2 separate regions of the Mus musculus genome follow, and region 1 is linked to region 2. A link is a loop called in an ENCODE intact Hi-C map of the cell type or tissue named here. Cell type or tissue: left cerebral cortex. All regions are shown on one strand. Each heading gives the region's core, and the rest is flanking DNA. Links, peaks and the distances in the headings are about the cores only. Region 1 overlaps Gm13546 (predicted gene 13546). Region 2 holds the start of Ermn (ermin, ERM-like protein).

What was found. Hi-C counts contacts between places; a loop is a spot of excess contacts. Peaks named below come from ENCODE experiments on the same cell type or tissue, not always from the same donor. Only the 100,000 strongest peaks of a DNase experiment are listed, where the experiment ranks them.
Region 1: it touches region 2 in a loop (2.3-fold over the local background); 7 of 42 quality-filtered maps call a loop at or near these places.

What each region holds. Positions count from the first base shown.
Region 1 is chr2:58,169,371-58,179,349 of GRCm38, forward strand. It overlaps Gm13546 (predicted gene 13546), which reads left to right. Exons shown (of 2, transcript NR_045896.1): 2 at 7,058-7,693. It also overlaps a transcript of Cytip not described here. Among named protein-coding and RNA genes, the nearest start is that of Gm13546, 10 kb to the left of the region's middle. In left cerebral cortex, for the core only: no CTCF peak of the experiment used is centred there; DNase peaks (open chromatin) are centred at 3,879, 4,436 and 5,304; H3K4me3 peaks cover 277 bases.
Region 2 is chr2:58,049,668-58,059,646 of GRCm38, forward strand. Ermn (ermin, ERM-like protein) reads right to left here and starts at 3,197. Exons shown (of 3, transcript NM_029972.4): 1 at 2,809-3,197; 2 at 2,084-2,176. The coding sequence starts at 3,049. In left cerebral cortex, for the core only: a CTCF peak has its summit at 5,917 (motif pointing right); DNase peaks (open chromatin) are centred at 3,322 and 5,922; H3K4me3 peaks cover 1,321 bases.

The sequences.
Region 1 (9,979 bases), core at 1,416-9,415, 120 kb after region 2:
AGTCTGGGTGGTTTCCCCATTAGTCCACTCTTCCTGCTCCTGCTTGTTCTGGTAGCTACCCTACGTCATGCCACATCTTCTCAGCCAGTCATTGTGACCGCTCTTCTGTCCCCTGCACAGAAGGCAGCTCCTGTAGGGAGCTTATGCACTCCTTCTTTGTTCCTCAAGGTTGTTGCCCCCAATCCTAGTTCACTTGTCTTCTCTCTCCATTCAAATGCCAGCTCAAATGAAACTAAAGAGGCACGGGTTCAACCCAATTGGATGGAGGAAGATGTTAAACCACATCCAAAAGGACCAGCTCCCAGGAAGCTTTCCCTTAGAGTTCTCCAAATAGTCCTCCCTCCAATCTGCTCCCCATCTGCTGCTGGGAGTCACTCTGCCACCTGTAGAGGATGTCTTTGAACATGGTAAGTGAATCAGCAAAGAGGGTCAGCACACAGAAACTGATGGAGTGTGGGTCAGCTCCTCCAGTTTTGTTTTCATAATCTAGAAGTGTGTGTGTGTGTGTGTGTGTGTGTGTGTGTGTGTGCGTAGCAGAAGGAGCTACAGATGGGCAAGAAGGTAACTTCTAAGAAAACCAGAATCCTTTATTTTATTTCTACCCTAGCCTATTTACAATTTTAAATAGATATAAAATCTCGGTTGTTTTGAGATTTAAATGCAATACAACGAAAAACAGTATATTGATTCATTTCTATCATTCCTTAGCTAATACAAAGCCTGACTTAAAGGAACAAGAAATAGTTCTTAGATTCTAATAACTAGAAATAGTAGGTTAAATAGAGATAGCACAAAGTACTATGCATGAGACATAAACTAACAATGTGTCTTTCCATGAATCCGTATTAGAATCTCCAAAATTACATACAATCAGTAATCTCTCACTTGCTCACTCTCATTCCCTTGCCCTCTGTCACTTAAAGGAACAAGAAAATAAATTTACAAGATGCAGAGTAGAAGAAACTTCAGAGTCACCTCACAGAACATTTTTTACTTACAGGTGAAAACCAAAGACAGTGGTTTAGTGGTAGAACTCTCAGTACATCACACAGTCTCCTTCAACAGAACTCTATAAGCATTTCCTACTTGAATACTCATAACAAGAGGCAGGCATCTTCCAGATGTTCTTAATCTCATGCTAACTGCAAGGATAGTACTATATTGCTCCTTTTCCAGAAAAGTTTGCTGTGTCTAACCCACTTGCTCAAGGGTACACAACTAGGACCTAGGACAGCCAAGGTTACATTCCAATAGTGAACAAGTAAACTATGCTACAATTCTGTTACCTAACAATTGTGCTAATCTTGAGAAGATGGGAAATATGACCCTTGTCCTCATGACTTTAAGACTCTAGTGAAAATATAAAGTTTTTTTTTTTTAAAGTCTGAAATCCTAACCCTTAATAGCTGTAAGACTGGATACATTTAAAATAAGTCTTTGTAGATGGTATGATGATAAGATGACATCATTAGAATAGGCTTTAGTCCAATGGGTCTAATGATTTTATCAGTAGAGAAGAATCCAATGTGACCACAGAAGCAGATTTTGAAGTTGAAGCTTTGTACTTGCACACCAAGAAACACTGAGGTTGGATGCTCATCACCACAAACGAGGAAGAGCCATGGAAGAATTCTGTTCAATCACAGTGAAGTAGTGGCTGGATTTTAGACTTGCAGCCTCCAGACTGTCAGAGACTGACTTTCTGTTGGTTTCAGCCACTATGTTTGATTAATATGTAGCATAGTATACGATCTATTACTACTCTTTAGAGACAAGATGACATTAAAAGTGGAACATGCCCTTCAGTCCTGGCATAGCCTGGTATGCCAGGACATTGACTCAAAATATAATGGAAGGGATTGAAATGTTACAAACAATACATGGTGAGTGGTGATCAATGCAAAAATGTGAGTGACACTTTTTCTTTAACCAAGCAATGCTACAAATTTGACTTTGAAATCAGAGGGCGTAGGTGGGAGAAGCAAAATGTTTGTGAAAAGTCTAGGAAATGTCCTTGTACTTTAGATACTAGGGATCAAGGGGCCAGCCAGAGTGGCCCATTTCTTCACTTAATAAGGACACCATTTTCTGCACTGGAGATTTTTTCCAGAGCAAACTAGGCCATATGCATGCCCATTTGTATGACTGATAGCAAAGAGAAATTTGATGAGATAAAACCAGTGAACTCAAGAACAAGAAGATAACAGCAGTTATGTAGGCTTCTGAACAGTTACTACTTCCCTTGTCCCACCACCTACCACCTGAAGGACTTTTGCAAGACCATTGTCATTTGGAATGTTTCTTCATATACTCAATAGAGAGAGAGATGCGGCATTATTATGAGTATCAAATAATGATGGACAGAAGAGTCTTTGGCAATCAATGTAAAGCAGTACAATAAAATTAAGGGTTCAGAGGTTCCCTAGACTCAACAACCTAAGTTTCCCTGCCACCATATTACTAAGACCATTATGGTATAATTCTAGTACGCTAACAATGGTGGGGAGGTCACATGATTTTTCAAGTGCAGAAAATTACATCATTTCAGCTGCAGAATTAAGTTCAGATTTCTTCACATCTTTTGTAACTCCTCTGCCGTTTGGCCTATAGCCTTTCCTAGCCATATGTCCCTGTGCATGTACCCTTTCACATGCCTTCTTAGGAATGAGGAAGGCCAGAGGGTGGAACACAGGTCCTTACACTGCTGATTAAGCTAAATCATTGACCCGAGCTTTATTGTGCTCAGCTCGGCTTCTACATCAGGACCAGTGATGCTGCATATCATCATGTGGCGCACACAATGTCCAGTAAGATAATAATAATTCCTCCAAGTTTCCCAGGGTAGTTACTATCACCCATGACCTTCCTTCCAGTGACACTGTCCTGCCTCTGTTCCTGAACACACAGGGATTCTTTCCAGTTTCTCACTTATGTACACAACACAAAGATATGTGGCTCACCTCAGATACTCCCTCCTCTGAAGTATCTTCCTATACCAGGAGCAGGTAATGTGCCTCTACCACTCCTGGACATCTAAACAATTCACCCTTTGCCCCAGTTACACACACAGCCTCTGATACTGGAATTCATCCATTTTATCTACATTGGTACCCATCCTCCCAGGCTCATCTTAAATGCTTTATCTTTCTCCAAGTTCTACCTGATACCCCAAGAAGCAATGAGCATCTCTCCTCAGACACTCCAAAACACCTGCCATGATTCATCACATTCTGCCTTATTCAAATGAAGTGTGTCCATCCTGTCTTTTTCTGAACTCCAGCCATGTATGCCCACGTATCCCCGGTCCAAGAGATTGCCCTTTTCTCATTTATTTGTATCCTTCCAGCACTTAAAAGAGAAACACATTTATCAGAGATCTCAGGAAGTAGTGATGAATGCATTCATAATTTGCTTAGACCTCTGGAGGCTGACTCATCTCCTGTGATTATTTACTTAGGGCAATGTATGTGCGTGCTGAATAATATTCATGGTGTTTTTAATATTTAAATGTAATTTATACTCTGGACTGTTTTTCTTAATTGCAATTAAAATAACTATTTTAAGGCAAAACTGAAATACAGTAATAATGTGCGTTTTATGTTAAACCTTGATAACACAGTGCCATCAATTAGAATAGGCACCGTTGATTTACTAACTGCTTTTCAAGGAAGGGGAAAAATTCACACTGGGTGTGTCCAAAGGTAATAAGAAGTATCTTAATATCCAAAATATAAAGTTCGGAAGATGTGCAACACAATTGAGGAAGTATAGTTTGCAGCCTTTGCCTCGCCACAAGATGTTCATACACTAAGCTATAGATAGAACCAGACTATCTGGGGCAGTGCTGTGTGACAGATACAATCTGCCAGCCCATCTTTCTAAGATTCTCTTTTTATATGATAGGTCCTCATATTTTATCACCTCTTCCTCTGAATATCCTACCATCTCATCTAGCTCCTTCTTGTCTTGAACTCAAGGCTTAGCCCTCAGCATAACACATACAAAAAAAAAAAAAATGGTCTCCCTACATTTAGTGTCCCAGCTACCCATCTTCTAATGTTGACATCTGAGCATATTGTAACATACCTGCCAAATGAAGTTTTAATTCCCAGTCTTTACATTCAAACTATGATGCAGTTTTTATGTATTTTTTCAGTTATCAATTTTAATCTAAACACATGGACTTGTTGCGACAGGATGTAAAAAGCCTTCCTTCTGACAGCTCAGTTGAGAGAAGCATACCTCAGTGTCTTTAAGCTGTTTTCCCTGCCTGTAACCTACTTTTTATCACTTGTCATTGAATTGTATACACACTACATGGCTCACCTCAGTTGCTCCCATCTCTGAAGTATCTTTCTATACCAGCAGCAGGTTATGTGTCTCTAACAGTCCTGGACTCCTAATCATTTCACCCTTTGCCTCAGTCACACACACAGCCTCTGATGCACGCCTACTTCCTTACTCACATCACCAGGGATAGTAACCTCCCTTTATTTTTGTGACACCTCCCCACTGCCTTAAGCAATGTTGCCATAAAATCTGGATGACCAGATGACAAATGGAAAATAAAATTATTTTAAGTGGATAGTTGATTTAATTATACCTTGCAAGGAGGCTTCTAGAGAGATGAGGAAGGACACGGAGTCGATAAAAGAGATTAAACTGAAGACTTTTGTTTCAAACCGTATCTCATGTTCCTTTGATAGGACACTCAGGGGCTTGATAGAGGAATGCTCAGGATGTTCAGGGAAACACAGTGATACAATATCTCCACAAGAAATTCGTGCTGTTTAAACAGAGCTGAACAAGTGGAAACTGGATGTGATTATTAAATATTTGGAGCATCAGTAAATAACGGTCTAGGACAGATATAATCATCTAAACGCCAGCATCTCAAATTAGCAGCATCTGAAAGAGACGTCGTGTATCATTTTACAGGAAGAAAGGATGTCTTTTTGAGCCCTTTCTTTTTGATGTTTTGAGACACAATGTCCAATGTTCCAGGCTGACCTTGAACTCCAGATCCTCCTGCATGTGCATCTTATAACTAGCATTACAGTCATGCTCCACTATACCTGGCCGAGAGGATGCACTGTTTTCTGCTGGCAATAGCAATTATGACAGTAAGCATTTCAGCCTCACCCTGCGTACTCCACAGCACTGGAGCATTAATTAACATGCAGAACGTGTAAGAGTTGTGTCTGGAAAGAGATAGTAATTACTGGCCAGGGCTGATGTAAATTTTTGCTAGGACCTCTTGAAGGACTCTGATCAGGGCTGAGCAGTGAAACGAAGGCATAGCAGCTGCTTGCCAGAGCACGTGTGACGTGCGGAACAAAGACAGCAAAATATATCCCTGGCTCTTAGCCACAAGCTAAGAAACTGAATGAAGCAGCAGCCAGATTGTATCGATCTGTCGCTCCTCTCTGGGCTATGGCATTCAGCTCCATCGTCAGTGTGTAAGACAACACTCACTAACAAGGAAGAGGCTTGCTAATATTCCCCAGTCTTTCTTATGCTGCTGTATGTCTCTCTAAATGGGAGCTGTCTCAAGACCTCTGTGTTCATGCCACATATGTTTTCTCCCTTGTAACATACAAGAAAAATCTTTCCATATAGAGCACTCTAATGCTTAACCACAAAGGAGTGTCTCCTCCTCCTCCTCTGTTCAGTCCAGGTGACAGGTCCACATTTCCACCTGCAAGTCCAGGGTCTGCAAGGTGGGCCTTGGCTACTCTGTGGACTCCCTTCCCATACATAGTCTGCTCACTAGTGCTTTGAATAGCTGTGTTAGGAATCTTCTCTGCCATGTAGGAATAGCCCTGATCAGTCAACATATACTACAATTAACTTTATTTATTTTGCAACTACTGATCCTATCACAGGTACAGATGTGAGTCTAGAGGGCAGATACTGAAGGTTCCATGTCCCTGTGTGTCTTTATAAGTCTTTAGAGAGTAGAGACTCATAGATCAGAAGCCAGATAGTTTATTAAGGGGAAGAGACAGAGAGGCCTGAAGGTGTGCGATGCCTCTGTTGTGGCCTGGCTCCAAGAGGGGAAAAAATAAACCAACCGGAGGTGAGGTCTCTCTCAAGTGAGAGTGACTGGTTTTTTTGTGTGGGTCATTAACACAGCCCTCACCTTTCCCAACTTCTCATGAGGCTTTTCTGAGCATCCTCCGGATGGCTGAAGCCCAGGGTGGACTCAGGACCGCCAGTCTTTCCTTTGATGTAGCCTTACCTGTTTTATTTCTGGAATTTCCTCCTTCACTGTTTTACTGCCTTTATATCTGATTTGACTTTTTCAAAAGGTCGGCGTTCCCTTTAAATTATAAATAGTTCATGAGTTGCATTCTGGATGTTTTCCAGCCCCTAGCTTGTCCCTTGCTGGACACTTGCCACACTTTGCTTCTTAGTTTCACTGTTGGAAGGTGGCGCACTGTTCCAGGAAACTGGAAAACCAAACCACCTTAGCTGGTGAACTCCTCAGGTAGAAACATAAAATCTAATTTGTTTGATGTGAATGTTGGAAGTGTTTAGGGACATACAAATAGGGTAGGGGTAGAGTGACTTCTATTGTTTTCAAGTTTTGAAATGTGGTTTCCAGTTTTGAAATGTGGTTTCCCTGAGGGAATAAAGGACAGTATGGAATTTGTGGAATTTGAAGAACAGTGAAGATCATCTAGTGCTGCCTCAACACCCTGAGGTGCTCTGTGCCACTTTCCAAGCAAGTAGTAGATGGTTAATTATTTACTTGTTCCATGGGCTCCTGAAGGACTTAGGTGCAGAGAGAAATACATTTCAGTGTTGTTTGCTCTAAGTACTGTAGTCTGTAAGTTTTATACAGGTTTATAAATATAATTCTTTTTCCTTAAAAAATCAATCAATCAAACAAACAAACATGTTATTTCTTGCGGAGAAACTCCAACAAGATTTGCAAAGAAACATCCCAAATTGGTATGTAAGCCAGGTCTGAGGAAAAAGTAGGGCAGGCTGAGATGCCACAGAAGGAACTGAACTTGCATTAATTTTTCTATTTTCATTCTTTCTGTTTCAGGGGTTGATGTTTGGACATGGCTGTGAATACAAAAGACACAAGGGATTCTGCAGTGAGACGGAAAGTAATGAGCACTGCACACATGCCGACAGCGCAGATTGAAGATGCTCCCTAACGTCTATGTGCATCCATCCCAGCTGTACAAATGATGCTTTTACCCAGCAAGGTGGGCTCCAGGCACTCTGCACCTCCACTTGCTTTGTATTCTGACTACATTGGAAGGTGAGAAGACATTAAATTTGCCTTATGCAACGCCACATGTGACTGAAATGGACAGTTTGACAAAGGAACAGCCACTTGCATGGAGATACGATAGACCACTGGAAGGAGTTGTCCGATGAGGACCAGCCCTCGGTCTCCCAGAATGCCACTCTTCCCATAGAAGCACACCACCGTCTACTGGAAGATCATCAGTTGAGCTTGGCCTATTTTTCATTTTGCCTCATAAAATCAGCCTTCCAACCCTTCACTCATTTTTACTCTCTTTCAGCTCATCCCTGAGAGTTCAACATGGCTAAGATAATGTAACTTTTCAATAAAACATAAAATAATCGGTTCATTTATTCATCAAAAGTCTCAGCCTTCCAGCTTTACGATTTTTCTGTATCTCCCAGTAAAAATAATTCTTTGCTGCTATTTCCTGACTTAAGACCAAATTCTCATACATATTTCTGGTTTCGCTTTTTTCCTATGCCTTTTCATGTGCTGCAGATCAGACTGCTGAGACTTCTGAAGCCTGACACAAGGAGCGTTTAGTGCTCAATCTTGCTGCCTACTGCCTGTCACCCATCCATCAAGTCAAAAATGAATATGTACAAATGTATTTCACAGTCTTGGCAGGACAAAATTTTTAAAGACTCTGATTGATTTTACAACATCTACCAAATTACTTGACATCTATTCTGACAAAAAAAAAAGTCTTCCATGCTAAAGTCTAATTATAGAAGAGCAAGGGGAAATTGCTTCATTCTTCAGGTGCATGGAAGAAGCCCATTGAAAATAGCCCTAAATGGAATGAATACAGGTTTCCCCCTCCCATGTTCTTTGGAGTTAAATAAATCTACAGCTTTGATTTTTTTTTAATTCAACTGTTTGGAATGATTAAGAGAAGATTGGAAATACATTTAACCATGGTTAGCAAATTTTCACTTAAAAATAAAATAATAAACACACCAAAGCAATAGCATTGACCAGAGTCAGTGTGCACACAGGAATTAGCATACCCCTTCTTAGGAACCATGTGGCTATGAAAGAGCTCTTATGCGCTAATGAATATTCACCCATCCTGAACTCTTGATTTCTAGGGTAGGAAGCTAAAAAAAATGTAAGATTATTTTGATACAATGGTAAGTTTAAAAACACATACAGCATTGACATAGTCTTTCTGCTCAGCGTTGGTCTGTTTAAAAGGTAAACTTTGTGAATAGTCTTTGCAAAAACTTCCTATTTGCCCTCCCTAAAAAAGCTGTCTTTTTAAAGAAAGTATATTCAACAATACATAGAAAATAACTCTAAATAAATTAGAAAACATAAATACATTCCACAACAAAAATCTCTTGGTTGTAAAGCATCCTTTGGATTCCACCCATATTTAATTATAACCGAACTGAATATTCAGAAGCCACTTCCTGTCTGTCCCCAGTGGTCAGTCCTCTGCAGCTTACGTTGGATGACTAACCTTCTCAGAGTTCATGTTGTTTGTTTCTTTGTTTGTTTGTTTTATTGGTTTGTTTTTAATTTTTGGCCTGTGATGATTCTTCTGCGTCTGCTCTGAGTGCTGGAATTTCTGGTGTTTGCTACCATACTTGATGGCAGCCTATTATAGTAAAACTACAACAACAACAACAACAAAATGAAAGCAAAACAAAACAAAAACTCTGGTTTTAGATGTCCCTTCCAGATTAATAATTAATTAATTAATTGCTTATTTTGGATTTTCTGTGTAACCTTTCCTGACCTAGAACTCGCTCTGTAGATGCCTGGCCTTACACTCATAGATCCACTTGCCTCTGCCTCTGTGATCTGAGATTATAGGCAAGCACCACCACTGCCTAGCTGCAGATTATTGAGTTTCTTAAACAGAGCAACTGGAGCTGATCTGGATTTGGAAAATGCAACTTTGCCCAGTAAGTTTAGAGCACGTAGGAGAATTTTAGTGTGAAAACTTCAGTCCCTTTAGCCTGTCTCATGTCTCATGTCTCATGTCCAAAGTGGTCAGATTGTCACAGGGGCTTCAGCTACACATGGTTTTAGAGAAGGTGAACCCTCAGAATCTAGACAAGGACAAACTTACAGTAATGGTGAGCAACCAGGTAAGGTAAGATGGTGCTTTGCTGAAGAGAAGTCCATTCAGCCTTGACGAGGACTTCCCAGGGAACTTATAGAGCATCAGAAACTCCACATAGTTAAACAAGACATTAGAGGAAGAAGACTGAAGAGCATCCAGTGACCAAACAGAAGAACTAAGCAGTGTGGCTGAGCTGCTCCCCCATCTCTCAAGCCCTAACAAGCAAAGCACCAAGAAAGTGGGCAATGTGAAATACAGTCTCTCCTCCTTCTTTAAGAGGGATGGAGGAGCAAAGGAAATTGCCTTAATCTGTCTTCTTCCATTTACCATCAAGAACATGCTAGAAAACACTATCAAAATCTATCAGTTTTCCAGTCACAATGTTTAACCAAGCTGTCCTAATTGCCTGACTTGCTTATCTGCATGGATGTGGTGAGAAGGGCTGTTGTTGCTTTGCTGCATTTTGTCTCAGTGTTAAATATAGGAAATGTACAAAAAAATGATTCTTATCTACAGAAGGGTGGAACACTTTTTTTCCACGGTGATGAAAGAGTCCAGTAGATGGGGAAAGTAGACACACCCTGCCCCCTTGCTGTATGTTTCATCTGTGCATACAGAGCTCCCACCAGCTTCAA
Region 2 (9,979 bases), core at 1,294-9,293:
GAATTTATAAGCGGGCCACCGAGTCGTACACAACATGGCTTAAGATCCTCTACTGACTTCTAGAGATCCAGCTCTAGAGCTTATGTTGGGCTTGTACTCATATAATGCTAGGTTCTCCTGTCACCCCAAACGACAGCAGAGCAACCGGGTTAATTGGTGCCATGTTGTGGCTTTCAGAAGACTTAAAGCACTATACTCATTTGTTTCAAAACAGCTGGATCATATTAACACAATTCACTAGCGTTTCTCGATGTTATAAGAATGAACGGTAAGAGAACAGAAGTTTTTACTGAACATGCACACATAACAGGCTTATGTAGAAAACGTTACCTAGCCATAGAGAACAGGCCAGAACATGTGACTTCACCATTCTCTTCCTATGCCACAAGAGCCTATAAACAAGGTGAACGGCCATTGCCAACTTTTTTCCCCTCCACAGTTCTCCCTGTAACTCTGTTTCCTCTGAAAACTTTTTCCCCCTTTGAGTCCAAGATTCCACGGACCGTGATAGAGAGAAGCAAACATGAATTACCACCCACACTCGTAATAACAGCTGCCCACTTGATATTCTTTACATTGCAAGTAAGTGTTGCAATGTAGAGTTGGATATTGGCTGATATCGGGCTGTGTTTTGGTGTGTTCTCCCACCAATAAGATACAACACAACACCACACACACACACACTGAATTTTTTATTCATATTCAAAACTCAGGCCCAAGACTGTCATGAATAAAAAGAAAATCATCCTTTGATTTAAATTGATTAGTGTTTTTTTCTCAATATTTTTAGCATCTTATTCTTGGCAGGCATACTCTCTTAGGAGACTGTATTTTAAGGGAAAAGGCACAGAAACCAGCACCTCTGTCACAGAGTCGAAGTGCTGTGTTAAGAGGGAAAGGGGGTGAGCAGAGGCAAGTTCACTGGTGACACCATGTCCCATGAGAGCCCCATCCCTCTCCACTTGATCGAAAGGCTCATTCCTCGTGACCTTGGTTTGCAGTGGCTCTCATTATGGGTAAAGAAGCTCTAGGTGGATGACTGTGAGCCCTGCCTTGGTAGACTAGTAACATTCAAAACAGAAAGACTAAAGGAATGCAATTATGGTCTTAACTTTCACAACTGCCTGTGCTGAGATGATGTTTCTGTGATTCCTCTGTGATACCAGCTACTGCTTTGCTAGAACTGCGTACATGCATGTTGGACAGCAGAGAATATGTGAGTTGTCTAGGCAAAGAGAGAGACTCCAAAATTCCCAATTACCTCCCTGTTCTCCTTGTTATTTACCTAGTATTCTCCTGTCCCTTGGGGCTTCACTTTTGTTTTGCCTGGTAGGAGCCTAACTAAATTGGTTAGGTGCCACATGCTGGCTTCAGTTTGAGGATAAGCTGTTTACAGCTTCTAGTGAGGGAAGGAATGATTAATTAGTAGATTCTATCCTGCGCTGAAACTATTTGAATGGAAATCTCGAAAAACCAAGAAAAAAAAAGTAAATATCTTCTTAGAAGAAATGTTTAGAGGATTTTTTAACTTTGTCTACTAACTATACTTCTATACTTGAAATTTAGCAATGCTACTTTCTTGGTCTTTTTCTTTCACCGTTGTTTAAAGATCATAAAATTATTTTTATCACTCTGGGTCATTTTTTGACAAAAAATACTTATTCTATACTTCTTTCAGACATAATTTTCCCACATAGTAATTGGTTTTATAACGTTACTTTAGATCGAATGTCAATAGGAAACTTTACACTAAACCTGTTTTTCAACCACCACAGAAGCTGCCCAACACCCATCTGAAGCACAAATTAAAGGGAGAGCTGGATGCAGTGGGCTAACCTATCAAGACATAGCTATCACTTCGCCATGCCAGGCAGTCAGATTGACCCAGACAATTTGGGGCTTGAGCCATCTAGAAATCTGGGTAAAGTGGGGCATGGCTCAGGTATCTGCCCTTAGCACCTTGAAGATTTTGGAGTCTTTCTTTGAAACTGCTTCTCTATAGCACACAGGCAGTACACACACCTTATACAATTATATCACATCCGGCTAAACAATTATGTTGGGAAACTAGGATTCCCGTTACCTTCTCGGAAAGCCATGTCTTCTGCACTTATTTCTTGGAGAGAAAGATCTTTGATGGCCTGGTGAACAACGAAGAGGTTCTCTTCTGGGTTTTCTAGGGAGAAACACAAGCAATGTAACATTTCCAACACATATGGTTAAAGGTTCACAAATCATTGCATTTTTCTGATTCCTTTAAATTTGATTGCATTTGTTTAATAATTAGTTTCCACAATGATAATATCTCCATACACACATACATATATATATGTATATTATATATACATACACACACACACACACACACACACACACACATATATATATATATATATATATATTAGATGGATTAGGATCTCTTTAGGATCTTATAATTCTGAGTTCCCTTTTTTTCTCTTTTTTTGCACATTAGTTCTATGTAACCAGCAATGGACCTGTGGTTCTAACCATTATAGCAGTAGTTACCATTGGATTACCATTTAGAAATTATGTAACAACTCAATAAAGGTGGCTGCTTTTATTCTGTTTTCTTTCAGTGAAAACAATCAGGGGTTCAGAAGAGAAAACAGCAGAATTGCAGAGCTATCAGACAAGCCTGAGTTATGAATCAGTATGATAGAAAGCCCCTATTGTGTATAGGGACTGTATTTCTTGGGTTCAGCTTATTTATGTGATATTAGTTAATACATATATTTTTGAAAAGCTTGTAAGTCGAAACAATTAAACTGAGAAAAAGAAATACTTTACCATTGAGGATCTTCTCATCTTCAGGCCCTTTAGGAAGTATGTTCCCTTTAGTGTTTCCAGTTTCTTCTTGATTTTCTTTTGCAGGTAAATCTTCAAGACTGGGTTCAACCTTGTAGTATGCCTGGGTCTCATCTGCATCAGTTGTCTCCTGCCTGGTTTGACTGCTAGGCTGTTGGCCATTCTCAGGTGGTCTGTCCCCATTGCACTCTGTCCCGCTCAGTGTCTCAGGAGTATCTGTCATGATGTTCACTGAGGTCTGATTTAAGGACGCAATGAAGAAAGCAAGCTCTTCGATAAGCTCTAATGCTGTGGTTCCTACAGTTCGAAACCAACTCTCAGTCTGACGTGCAATAGCAAGATTCCTCCGAAAGGTTTTCAGGGCTCAGAATGAATATGATAGGGTTTGTCAGTTTGGTAACCAGCCCGGGAGCAAAACCCAGCCAATCAGCAACATCCCCACCACCTCGCAGCTCCAGTCTCAGAATTAGTGTTGCCTTCAATTTGCATAAACAAGCAATCTGAAGCAATCAGGCTTTTGTGTTAGCATGCAAAGGGGGACTTGCCGCTTGTCAGTCCCCCTCTGGGAACAGAGATTTTTGTCCCTCTCCATAATGGCCCATTGTAATTTTCCTTGTAACAGGAGCCACAATTGTTCCCAGGCTTTAATCCAGAGAGAATGACCACCTTGAGGCACATTAGTTCTGTGTAACCAGCTTAACATTTCCGAACAGATTTGGTTCGAGTAAAACCTCAGCTATTTTGTAGGAGACAATGGCATCATTTCTCATCTATTAAAGACTAAAACCAGCTTTTCAAGGACCTGTAAACATGACAACTTGATTGTAAACGGCTTTGGCAACTGATTTCATAGTGTGCTCTCAGGAAGCTGATTTTCCAGTCCCCCCAGGTCTACAGACACCCACCCTACCCATTAAAACACTGGTGTAATTTTCCCTTGAAGTTATCCCTTGCTCCAATCAGAATTATCCTTTGCATTTCATAATGATATTTGTGATGCAGTCTGTTGGCCAGTCATTGGCTAAAACTAGGCTGCTGCTCACTCCCCTGCCCTTTAATAGGATACATTCTTTCTTTTTTCTGGATGGCTCAGTCCTTCCCCAAGATCAAGTCTTTTGTCTGAACAATGTCTCTGAGTCTTTAATTTCTGGCTAATGTATCATTCCTTTAATGATTCCCTCCCTAACCAACATTTTTCCCTCCAGAGTTTAATTGCTTATGATTAACTTAAGTAACTAATTTTACAGTGATGGCACTTTACCGACTCAAATCTAAACTTCGCCTGAGCAGTGTAAAGGGAGCTCACTTTTGTTCTCAGCATGCACCACTCACCTTGCCTTCGGCAGGCAAACCATCCTGGAAGACATGAAGAGATTCTAAAGAGAAACATTCGCCCTTCCTTTCGATTATCAGACTATTGGACAGTAGACCCCAAGGAACTGGAACTACCTCAGAACTTTCATGCTGAAATGAAAACATGACTGATGAAGCCTGGTGCCAGCCAGAGAAGGCACTTGTCTCCCAAGAAGAGTTTTCATACAATTCTGGAAAGTTATCAGACCATCTTGCAGGAGGCACTGGAACCATGGTGGGTAAAAACCACACCTTGGCCAAAACTACTTAGCAGGAGTTAGGCATGGGTCTTGCCACCCATTTAACTCAAAGGTCATGTTAGCACCTGAAGATGAACTTGGAGAGATGACTAGATATTTTTTCCCCTCCCACATTGAACAATTCTTTCTCAGCTTTTCATCACATGTGACTCTTGGGTCTAACTGATGACACTACTGCACAACAACTCTGCCAACAGGCATTTGATTTTTAAAAGTGAGTAAACTTTAAAGAAGTGAGTAAATCTCTTCCACCAAGAGAATACATTTGAGGGCATTTTTATAGTAATCAAGAATAGAAATTGGGGGAGGGGGTGCTTGTAAATATGTCACCTTCAAAATTGTGCCTAAGAGGGCTGAAGAGACAGCTCAATGATTAGAACACTGGCTGTTCCTCCAGAGGAACTGAGCCACAATTCCTAGCTCCCTCTCACACAGTTGTTCAAAACATCTGTAATAGCAATTTCAGATGACCCAACTACCTCTTCTGCTGGAAACAGCCATAGAAATGGTTCACATAAAAACAGGCAAAATACCCATCTACCCATAAAAAATTTTACATTCCATCTAAAGATGACTCCATTTGATTATATGTCAGAGGCACCAAATACATGTCCCTGTGACATCATCTGCTCAATCCTGATCCAGGAAAACATCTCTAACAGAGATTGTGACCCCCTACCCTGTCATCGCCAGCTCTTCTCTCTCTAGCACACTGACTATTTGCTCAGTCTACGTAGGATGCTACATAGTTGGTAAGCCCACTGATGAAATGGGGTGATGGAGGGTGGGGCTTTGAGTTCAGTGGAGACTGTCTCACCTCAGGAAGGGTTTAACTTATGAGTTAGGGAGCCAGAATCTCACAGCCACAGAAAAATTTCAGAGTCAGTAGCTCCACATTTTATCTTGAGAGTCTGAAGAATGAAACTAATGGATTGCCGAGGGTGAGTTTGGGAATGTTTATGGAGAACATAAGAGAAAGAGAAAAGGCAGGGGTCCTGTGTAGCTGGAGCTGAACCAAGGGAAGTGTAAAGATCATTGAGATGCTAATCTATGGAGTTTTTACAGAACTAATTGTAGAAACTAGGGGAGGTGTTCAACCCAGTCGGTCCACCCATAATGTGTCTTCTCTCGCCTTTAGACATATCTTACATTCAGCTTCTAGGCACAGGTGCTGATTAAGGGGAAAAATAAGCAACCATGTACCAGAACTCCCTCTGGCATGTCTGGACACAGTGAGGACAGAACTGCAGACAGGACCAAGGACATTTCCAGCTTTCAGTCCAGAAAAAAGAATTAGATCTGTTCACTCACAGAGTCTCTGGCCCTAAATTAGTTGAATGGGTGTTTCTTTCTTGCTCCTATCAGCTGTAATGGCACATGCCATCCCTGGCCTTTGCACAGATGTTTGTATTGACCACAGCTCCTACAGGGATCCATCATCAATCACCTTGGCATATGTGAGAATAGTAGCCACTAGAGGGCAGCAGAAGGCCAGAGGCAGTGCCAACCCAGGAGGCACACAAGAGCTGCTGGAGACAATGAAGGGTCTGTCCTCACAAGAAATAACCAGTAAGCCTGTAGATGAGAAAATATTGATGGGAATCTGTGAGGGTATACAGAAACTGAATCCAAAGTTCAGGGACAAATGAGAACATATTAAACTCTATGATCCTTAAGAGAAAGAAGTGACTCTTTATTTAATCCAATAACCAGTAGCAAACAGATATACAAATGCTCACATCAGTTTTAAAGGTCCTATCCCCAATCATTCCAAGAGGGTTTTGCCAAGGACATCATTTCAGAATCACAGCAAAACTTACAGATTCTAAACGCATTGTCTTTCCTACTTCTAGGTGTCTATTACCTTTAGCAAGCATAGCATGTGCATGTACCCTGGTATTCATTTAGTTCAGTTTATGTGTCTGTGGTTGTTTTTCTTTCTAACCAATGCTTTAACTATTTGTGGAGTTAGAAGTATTTCAGGGTTGCAGAAAGAAAAAAATTGATAGAGAATTTTGTCAACTTTGGCTGACTAGACTTCACTTCTGTAGGGAATGTTTGGTAAACTGTCATGCAGAATAGTGGACAACAAGTGAATAGGGTATAATGTGCTATTTTCCCTACATATAGGAAGACCTATGAGATACTTTTTGCACCAAGATGATCTAACTATTAAATAAAACATATTATCGTGTCCTTACAGAAGAGAGTAGTCACCCATTTTTTTTATAACAATATATAACCTTCGTAAGTCTATAGCCTTAGTAAGTCTGGACTGGTGGGCTTTTCAGCTTTACATTCCAATCACAGTTTTCCCTTCCTCCTTACCCTTAATTGGAAAATCTTTTTCTAACCCATTACTTTAAGATAATGTCTATCATTGATTTTCAGGTGTGTTTCTGGTATGCAGTCAAATATTGAAACCTGATTTCTTATCCATTCTGTTAGTCATGTCTTTTTATTGGGGAATTAAGTGCATAGATATTGAGAGATATTAATGAGAAATGATTGCTAATTCCTGTTATTTTTATGTTGGTGATGGTAGTTTGTGTGTGTGTGTGTGTGTGTGTGTGTGTGTGTGTGTGTGTGTTATCTTCTCTTCTTGATTTTATACATGTGGAATTATTTATTTCCTGTGTTTTCTTGGGTATAATTAAAATCCTTGGGTTAGGATTTTCTTTATAGTATCTTCTGTAGGGCTAGATTTGTAGATATATGTTGCTTAAATTTGGTTTTGTCATAGAATATATTGTTTTCTCCCTCTATGGTTATTCAAAGTTTTGCAGGGTATAGTAGTGTGGGGTGGCATCTGCAGTCTCTAAGAATCTGCAAGACATCTCTGCCCAGGCCTTTCTGGCTTTTAGACTCTGTTGAGAGGTCAGGTGTCTAATAAGTCTGCCTTTATATGTTACTTGTCCTTTCTCCCTTGCAGATTTTAATATTATCTCCATCCTCTGAACACTTTGTGTTTTTATTATTATGTGGCCGGAGGACTTTTTTTCCTGTTCCAATCTATTTGGTGTTCTGAAAGCTTCCTTGTAAGCATCTCTTTCTTGAGGTTAGAGACATTTTCTTCTAAGATTTTGTTGAAAATATTTTTGGGCCCTTGGAACCGGGGATCATCTTCTTCTATTACTATTATTCCTAGGTTTTGTATTTTCCTAGTGTTCCAGATTTCCTAAATGTTTTGTCATAGGATCGTTTAGATTTAAGTTTCTTTGATGAATGAATCTATTTTTCTCTAGCTTATCTTCAATTCCTGAGATTCTTCATTTCACCTCTTATATTCTGTTGGTGATGCTGATCCTGCTCATTTACATAGATTTTCCATTTCCAGGGTTCCCTCAATTTGTTTTCCTTATTGCTTCTATTTCCATTTTCAGATCCTCAACAGCCCTTCACTTGTTTGCTTTTTCTTGGCTTTCTTGGCATTCTTCAAGGGATTATTGATCTTTCTCCAACTTTTTGTTTGTCTTTTCCTTGATTTCTTTAAGGACCTCTATCATCCTCCAAATGTTGGTTTTAAGGCTTTTTGTATTGTGTTTCAGCTACATTGGAATATTCATGTCTTGCTGTCATAGTATATAAGGGCTCTTGTGGTACCATATTGTTCAGACTGTTGTTGATTGTGCTCTTATACTGGTGTGTAACCATCTGAGTTTGAATTAATTATAGGTCTAGGTACTGATTTCTGAGTTTGTCTTTGTTGGATGGATGTCTTGCTTCTTGGTCTCTGCTTCCTCTTTGGTTTTCTTGGTGTTGTTTACACAGGCTCGATCTTGAGTCTCAGAGGAAAATTGGAGATTTAAATAATGCAGGAACTGTTAACATTATCTGGAATCTCAGAGACAGACCAGATCTATTTTTTCCAATATTCCTCTCTAGGGTCTTGCTTTGAACTCTTAGGTATTAGCTTAGAGAATTCTGGAGGTGAGGTTTATCTGTATTTGGTCAATGGATGTCCAATTTTAATATTGTACCAGGTTCCCAATCTGTACTGTGTCTGCACTTCCTCTTTCACTACTTTGTATAGCTAGCTCTCCTCTGTTATGCAGTCCCATTGCCATGATGCTTTGCCCAAGCACACGAGTTAAGTCACAACGACTGATGCCTCTGATAATCCTTGTCTAATTACATATTTTATCCTTTCATATTATTGTAAGTATTTTGCCAAAGCAATGAAACAAAACAAAAACAAACAAAATCTTAATGTTCCACAGCCTCTAGCTTATCTATCTGCCTATGTACCAATTGCCACCTATCTGAGGGGGCCTGAGGAATTCTGTAGGCAATTCATAACTGTGGGCATTCATAACTGTGAGTGATTATTAAATATCTTCTTTTAGTCCATTGTCACATCTTAACTTGAAGCTTAAGGGTATAAGGAAAGGTCCATGTCCATGGGAAAACAACAAGATAGAAGAGATGAGGATGAAACGAAAACTATATCAGTTCCCACTGCTTCTGACTCCACTGATATGAATGTCCTCCAGGACAATTTGGTCCTTCTTATCATAGGCTAGGAGTCAATGATGCTAATGTTAGGTGCGAAGGAAGGTGGAGATATTGCAGGCTTAGATATGCCATGTACTAGATGACTCAATAAATCAACACAGTTTTCACGAGCTACAAATAGCTGCTGTTTCAATTCAGTCTTACAAAGCAAATACAAAAACGTTCTACTTTGCCCTACTTTTCTTTCTCTGAAAAATTTGGAAAGGCATCCTGGGAAATGTAGTTTAACCTAATCAGGCAGAAGACATATAACAAAGTCACTAGTCCCTCCAATAAATCATTAAATCTGCTGGAAGAAATAGAGTGATGCTTCTGGGGACTACACAACTCTATAACTCTCAGAAGTCATGACCATCCAGATTTGTTCACTTAAAGAATTAAAACTACAAAATAAAATGACATCACAGCTAGGGATAATACAATAAAAATGTAGAAATTTACACCCTTAGTATCAGTCACCATGTATGTTTTGCTTAAATTAATAATACTTTCTTACCCTCTAGTATAATTTCTATAAAGTTGATGATTGGTGCCATGTTCAATGCCTGGTGTTGCTTTTTATGACCACAGAGAGTGACAACCACTATGCAAGTGATACAAGATCCTGGAGCAAATCAATAAAATCATTTGTGAAACAGTGTGTTTTAAAAATCAAATGCAATAGAACTTGAAACTTTAGCTGCATCTTCCAAGAATGTTGCTGGTGATTTTTTTTTTTTTTTTTTTTTTTTTTTTTTTTACTGTTTTGAAAGATAAAGATTTTTATAACCCCAGGGAAGGTATATCGCTTTGAGTTGTTATAATAGAGAGCCTAGCCTCCTAGTGAATCCCTGAAAAGTATTTTTTTTTTAAAAAATGATGGATGGAATGGGCTAAGTATTTCATGAGGGCCAGAGGAGCATCTGTTCCTAAACAAGAGCCACATGGATCTTGCGGTGGCCAGGACAGATAAAAGTAGCCAATGGGGAGGATATCTCTAAATAATCATTAGATGACCCCTTCACATAAAGGGCTGTGTGGCTATT